2 separate regions of the Homo sapiens genome follow, and region 2 is linked to region 1. The links are chromatin contacts, found by Hi-C in ENCODE. All regions are on one chromosome and are shown on one strand. The core of a region is the stretch at or near the end of the contact, and the rest is flanking DNA. Distances in the headings are between cores, read along the strand shown.

Region 1 (3,835 bases), core at 189-2,688:
GACATCTAGAAAAGGCAAAATTATGGAGATGGCAAAAAAAATTCTACGTTTGCCAGAGATTAGGGAAAGGAATGAATTGGCAGAACACAGAGGATTTTTAGAGCAGTGAAACTAATTTTTATGATACGATAATGGTTAATATATGTCACTGTACATTTGTTCAAACTCAGAATATATAAAACAAAGAGTGAACCCTAATGTAAAATGTGGACTTTGAGTGATTAAGACATGTCCATGTAGGTTCACCAGTTATAACAAACGTACCACCCTTGTCCAGACATTGATAATGGAGGAAGTTATATCTGGGTGGGGGAAGATGATATGCAGAAAATCTGTACGTTCTGCTCAATTTTGCTGTGAATCTAAGACTGTTCCAAAAAATGAAGACTATTTTAAAAACACATACACACACTGTCTTATGGTATCTTCCCTCAGTTATTAGGCTTCTTCCACTGCCAAATAATCTTCTTTTTCACCTTAGCCACAGCCTCACCTTCAGTATGCCTTCTGTCTCATCCACATGGTAGTCATTCCCTTACTCCATGGTCTCAGAAGTTTAGTTCATCATGGCTGGCTACTGTCTAGGTCCATAAATGTAGATGTAGCTCTCCAACAGAGACCCTGGACGGTAGGGGTTTGAACTTCTCCTGTAACTAATTCTGTAGGATGATGGATTAAAAACACGCTTTGGATGAAGAAAGATGCCTCAGGACATCCTATCTTAGTCACCCACCAGATGTGAGACAAAAGAAAGTTATGGTAAAAAAATGTCAGTTCTGCGACTTCTGTAACTTTCAACAGTTATTTCTGCCCTCTAGCATAATCCTAGTAATGAGTAATATACATTAAATCGCCAGTGAACAGGGGCATTGACTGCATTTTTAAAAATTATTTAACTTAAATACCCTCTAGTCTTAAGATAGATTTCTTTGAATCTGGCCTCATTTTATTTGCTGCCTTCCTTTGCTTTAAAATTCCGACCTAACTCACTAAGCAAACAACAGAGGCTCAAAATGTTCAAGAACCTCCAAAATTAGGTACGTTCATTGTGGAAGGATACATCATATCATCATTCTTTCAAGTAATTATGAAATTCTATATTTTACTTGATTGACTATGTCTGAAAAAAGATAGGAAATATAAAAGAACTAGAACTCTGTTTAGTTGCATCCTCACTATCTTCCAAGCACTGTGCCAGGCTGTGAGAATAAAGTCTTGAAAATGATACTGTATTTGCCCTTGATGTGCCAGTATTAGTAGAAGGAAAATGACTGTTATGACAATTACTAGGCTGGAAGTGAGAAAGGAAAATAAAGAGGTAGACAAGTGCCTGAATATAAAGAAAGAAACTAACTTTGCAAAGATTATGGCAGAGAAATCTAACACAGCTGACTCCATCTTGCTTATAACCTTACAAGTTAATAGCCCTTGCTCATTTCTGGGCACAGGCCAAGCTAACTACCAGAGGAATTTAGTTTACACTTTAAAGGAAGGACGATAATAGCTCCTTCCTGAAACTAACTCTCCTTGTTTGGGGAATGAAACTGCCTTTGTAAAAACTGATGAAAGGTCACAAGTTTAAAATTATGATAGGGGCTTGAATTCTGCTAAGCTATAAACATAGTTAAGTGATAGCCAGCCATTGTTCCCTATCTTGATTACTGCTAGGAGTTTTGTAGCTGGAGGTCACAAGATTTGTAACTTCCCCAATTGTTCCTATAGATAACAGCCATATTGTCAAAACCTAAGTTTGGTCTTTGAGATATTTTTCAGATGTTTGCATTCAAGCAGACCAACCAAGGCCACCTGAACCCATGAGTCATACCAAGGAACTGACTCAAATGGTCCAGTGACCCCTACCTAGAAATTGACTCAGTACATGAAGACAATTCGGATACATCTATGATTTCATCCTTAACCAATAAACAGCACCCATTCCCTAGCCCCCTGCCCACCACATCATTCTTTTAAACTCTAGCCTCTAAGCTCTCAGGGAGATGGATTTGAGAAATAGCTCTTATCCTCCTGCCCAGACACCTTGTGGTAATTGAACTTTTTCTCTGCGGCAATGCTACTATCGCCATGTATTGGCTTTTTTTCTGCAGCAGGCAAAAAGAACATGCTGGACAATTACAATAATATTTTAGAATAAAAAGCTGAAACTTGATTTTACAATAGAGAGCATTAACTTCTGTGTTTAAAACACAGATAAAGATAAGATAAGTTGAGGAAATTTCTCAGGTAGAAATATAGGAACTGTTTTAGAAGGAACAAATCTGGAAGAGGGATGAAGAGACTTCTTAGTTTACTGTTGCAATTATCTAAGGAGCAGATGATAAATCTTAAAAGTTTATGGTAGTCATCTGAAGAGGCAGTGAGGGTAAGCCTGGCTCTCTGCAAACTCTGTGCAAGATGAACTAATCTGGTAACAATTTGCTAGTTGAATAAGAACAAAAAAAGTTAATAGGATATCTCCAAAGACCATGATAAAAATATCTCCAGAAAAATGCTTTTCTCAACCCCTACCTCTGTACTACACTGTGTAAAGCTGGCAGGAATAAAATGCTAGATTTTTAGAAAATAGTAATTTTGGGATAGCATTTAGACAACTTTCTCATGTAGAGAAAAATAATTTTAAATATTAACTGAAATATATATTGCTTGTGAATTTTTCTCGTCATCATTCCACCATTCAATTATCTGTAAAGCTGAGACTTAAAGCCCTAAAAAAGAGAAGTCATAAATGACTCTAGTGGTAACTACAAGTTAATCTTTAACAATGACTTCATAAATTGGTTCTTAGAAGTTTATGGCACGGAGGCAGTAACCCTCTGTTGCTCAGTCTATAGAAATGAGTTTTATTGTTTCTCAGATATATTCCCTACTACTCTTCGATGACAATTCAAGCTGAACCATGACTTGCTATTCACCCTTGATTTTAAAAGCAAACCCTGTTTTCGTAATTATTTCAGGCACTAAAACTAGTCATCTGAAAGTAAATCAAAAGTGATTTCTCTCATCCCAATGAAAGTTTCATACTCTGCCCCAACACAAACTCAGTTGAGGGACTTAAAGTGAATAGCATTTCCATCTACCTCTTTAGGCTCTTCTCAAAAAGGGGAAAAAAAATATTTTTCATTTCTCAGGTCCTGCTCTCATGGTCTCTTCAGGCTAGTGCTGACTATCCAGTGATGTTCTCGGTGCAGCAGATGTCTACATGCTTATTCTTTCCAGATAAAGCATCTGGGTTTTCCAGAATCCTTGTGATAACCTCACATTGCACAGATTCCTGACATTGACACCTGGACCTTTAGTCAATTCCTCTCACCTCCATTTCTGCCCCTGGGAACACATTTCACAGATTCTGCTGGCTTCCCTTTGCCCCAAAGCACACCCTATTGGGCAACTAAAAGATGGCTTGATTCTAGCTACTTTCCACAGTATCCATTTGGGCCACTCTCAAACATCCTGCTGTACCAAACAGCAAAGGGTAGTCTTCCCTTGACTGCCTCTTTCCTTGCTCTCCCAACAGAGTTGCTCCCAACAGTGTTGCTCCAGCCACCTACTGCTGCTGAGCTAGAAGCATGCACCATATTCTATGGTTACCAGACCACCTGTAATAAGTTCTCCTAAGAATTGCTTCATAGTACTATACTCTGATGTGCTGCACTGCACTTATGACTTATGAATTTTACAGCTCAGCAACATCCACCTGGAGAGGGTGATCCCATTCTCTTTCCTGCTGACACCCTAGATCTCTCTAAGTGAAATTCTTTTGGAGAATCCCTTCCATATCACTGAACAATGAAAATAGAAAAGCTTCAAGTATGATTAC
Region 2 (3,364 bases), core at 33-2,532, 1.2 Mb after region 1:
CCCTATTCTATCTTTTTTATTTTTTATTTTTTTGAGACAGACTCTCCCTCTGTCGCCCAGGCTAGAGTGTAGTGGCACGATCTCAGCTCACTGCAGCTTTCGCCTCCCAGGTTCATGTGATTCTCATGCCTCAGCCTCCGGAGTAGCTGCAACCCTATTCTTTTTTCTTTTTTTTTTTTTTTGAGACGGAGTCTCGCTCGGTCACCCAGGCTGGAGTGCAGTGGCGCGATCTCGGCTCACTGCAACCTTCGCCTCCTGGGTTCAAGCGATTCTCCTGCCTCAGCCTCCCGAGTAGCTGGGACTACAGGCATGCACCACCACACCCGGCTTCTTCTGTGTGTGTGTGTGTGTGTGTGTGTGTGTGTATTTTTTGTAGAGAAGGGGTTTCACCGTGTTAGCTAGGATGGTCTCGACCTCCTGACTTCGTGATCCGCCTGCCTCGGCCTCCCAAAGTGCTGGGATTACAGGCGTGAGCCCCCGCGCCCGGCCGCTGCAACCCTATTCTATCTTGCCTGAGGGTTCCACTTTTCTCCATGACACTCTGGGGCAGGCTACAGATAGCACAGCACGCGCCCTCGCATTGCGCAGATGTGGCTCAGATCCCACGCTGCCATTCGGTAGATATGTGTCTTTAGATAAGTGACTTAACTTTCCCGAATTTTAGAGTCCTCATCTAAAGATTCTAATACCTTCCTGACAGAGTGAGTGTCTGGTTGGGAGGATTCCTCATTTACTTTCCCCATCTCTCTGCAAAGAGAAAGGAGTTAAAATTGCATGGAAGTCAAACCCGAAATTATAAAAGCGACATCAAACATGGGTGAAGGGAGGGAGACCTAAATCATTACTTAGTTTAAAAAAAAAATGTAACAAATACCTACTGGCTGCCAGGCACTCACTGGCATTGGTGCTCAGGGCAATGAATCCAGTCCATCTCTCCGGGTCATTCACACACCAAGGCCCTGCTCACCTTTGGAAAGCTGGGGGACTGAGTGGGGAGGGCACGGTGTGGTGTCAGCCTGAGCCCACTGGATGACCCTAATCACCAAACATCTGCTTCCTTCTCTGTAGCTGTGACCCTGATACCGCGTGGTGTGCTCCGAACACATGGTGCCCAGAACGAAGGCGGCGTCCAGAAGCCCTAGGTCCCAGAGGTCCGCTCAGCGGCAGGCGCATAAGGCGGGGCCGGCGCGGGCCTTTCCTTCCATCGGAACCGTTCTCCCGGGGCTGAGTCCCTGCCCGGACTCCGAACGCCGAAGACCAGGGGCCGGAAGCGCGCGCCGCCACTGCCACGCCGTGTCAGTCGGGAGGGAGGGAGCGAGCAGGCGAAGCCGCGGAGGACGGGGTGAAGATGGCGGCCTTCTCCGGTGCGTTTGTGGAAACTCTGGGGGTGGTGGGGCGGCTTGTTGCACGCCTCAGCCCTGGGGCCGCCCGCGGAGAGCTAAAGGGGCGGGAGCGGACAGGGGTCAGGGAGACAGAAGGGCGCTGTCCGCTGCAGTCCCTGATGGACCCGCGTTGCGGGATCAGGGGCGGCCGCGGCTCGGGTTCGGAGGACGATTCTTCCCAGGAGCGGGCCGGAACGTCCCTCCCCCTGCCCTTTCCCTTCTACCAGTCTCCACTTGGCTTTCCTGCCAGTGCACCTTCGGCTGCAAAATCTAGGCGGCGGCGTTGCTCTGGCGGCTCCCAGACGCCTGGGCCTCCTGCCTCTTAACGTGGCAGTGACCCTTTGGGAACCCTTTTCTGCCCGCGGCTCATCTGGGCTTGGCCAGGCAGAGAGGCGAGACGGCGTGGGGAGGAGTCATTGGGGAAAAATGACGATCCTGCCTCTGTCCAGTTTTTTCAGGCCCTTCCAAAACGTCCCAGGCATAAACCTGATCTTTATTTGTTCTTAAACGTTGTTATATCAACATTAATGTTCAGTGTTGAAGCTAAAGGGAAAGCATTTTCATTAACGTACGCACCAGTCCAACATAAGTTTGGAAAATTCATATTTATTTGCCGTCTGCTACCCTCCTTTATTCCAAATATGATTTGATATGGCTTATCGAACCCTACAGTTGATATTTTCGCCTCTTGCTTTATCATCCTCCTGTTAGGCATCCAGTTTTAGGAAGCTGTAATCAGCCTTAAATGCGCTAAACGTGATACATTTATGTAGCACTTATGTAACGTTTATTGCTATATAAATGTATCACGTTAGGCCTAATGTCCTTTAATGTTATTAACTTTTTAAGATGACTTCAGATGTAGTATTTTATATTTTTTAGTTTTCTTCTGTAAGAATATTAGGAATTCCATATCTCCAGTCATGTAAGATATTTTTTTTCTTTTTTGGGGGGGAGAATGGGGGGGTGGGGGGATGTAGTCTCCTTCTGTCGCCCCAGCTGGAGTGCAATGGTGTGATCTTGGCTCACTGCAGCCTCCACCTCCCAGGTTCAAGCAATTCTCCTGCCTCAGCCTCCTGAGTAGCTGGGATTACAGGCGCCTACCACCATGCCCTGCTCATTTTTGTATTATTAGTAGAGACGGGGGTTTCACCATGTTGGCCAGGCTGGTCTCGAACTCCTGACCTCAGGTGATCCGCTCACCTCGGCTTCCCAAAGTGCAACAGTCATGTAAGATTTCTGACTGTTTCAGTTACATCTTCTAATAGGATTCAATTGGAAACTGCTCAGAGTTGTTGCTGTTTTTCTTTTCCCAACATTCTCCTAAAACGATTTTAGAGCCAAGGTCTGTAGGATAGTTCTAGGTAGTCATTTTATAGGTTCACATCTTTGGGAGTCATACACAAATTTCATGAATGTTAGAGGTAAAGGACTGGAAAAAGTCTGTGATATGAAATAAGACAAAACTGGAATTTCACGAATGTTTCTAATTTTTCCTTAACTGTTAAAAGTATTATACTTAAGGTCCGCTTTCAAAGAAAACTTGCAGGGAACATGACCAGAATGGTACAAGAGATTGTCTGGAATTTACTGAAAATGATATGTTGTTTCTTGTATAACAATTTTGCAAAGAGCTTCAGCTTGCAGTATTCCGTATGCAGTAAGAACACACCACTCCTTTGTTTCAAGCAGTTTGCATTTTAGGAGAGAGAACATAGACTGTAATACAGGTTAATTCTTAGGAAGGTCTGCCTGGATATTCAACTTTAGATCTTCATTAGTTTATCTGTGGCTTTTTTTTTTCCTGAGATTAAGAGCTAGGAAAGTCGCCAGGTGCAGTGGCTTATGCCTGTAATCCCAGCACTTTGGGAGTCCAAGGTGGGCAGATCACGAGGTCAGGAGATTGAGACCATCCTGGCTAACACAGTGAAACCCCGTCTCTACTAAAAATATGAAAAAAAATTAGCGGGCGTGGTGGCATG

What was found. Hi-C counts contacts between places; a loop is a spot of excess contacts on that map. Pooled maps may share reads with other maps.
Region 2: a map of Calu3 shows a loop between it and region 1 (9-fold over the local background). The contact joins the promoter of DDX1 here to the enhancer-like site in region 1. A Hi-C loop is called at or near these places in 3 of 168 maps with a recorded cell type or tissue (Calu3, IMR-90 and heart left ventricle), 3 of 37 single-sample maps with no recorded cell type and 9 of 50 pooled maps.

The regions. Positions count from the first base shown.
Region 1 is chr2:14,421,878-14,425,712 of GRCh38, forward strand. No RefSeq gene overlaps it. Among named protein-coding and RNA genes, the nearest start is that of LINC00276, 23 kb to the left of the region's middle. Within about 2 kb of position 1,439, at least 2 of the 41 ENCODE cell types and tissues checked have a DNase peak (open chromatin) inside an H3K27ac peak, as active enhancers do.
Region 2 is chr2:15,590,586-15,593,949 of GRCh38, forward strand. It overlaps DDX1 (DEAD-box helicase 1), which reads left to right and starts at 1,283. Exons shown (of 26, transcript NM_004939.3): 1 at 1,283-1,364. The coding sequence starts at 1,349. LOC124905975 (a long non-coding RNA gene) reads right to left here and starts at 1,184. Exons shown (of 2, transcript XR_007086224.1): 1 at 875-1,184; 2 at 1-747. RefSeq lists an enhancer at 1,322-1,381.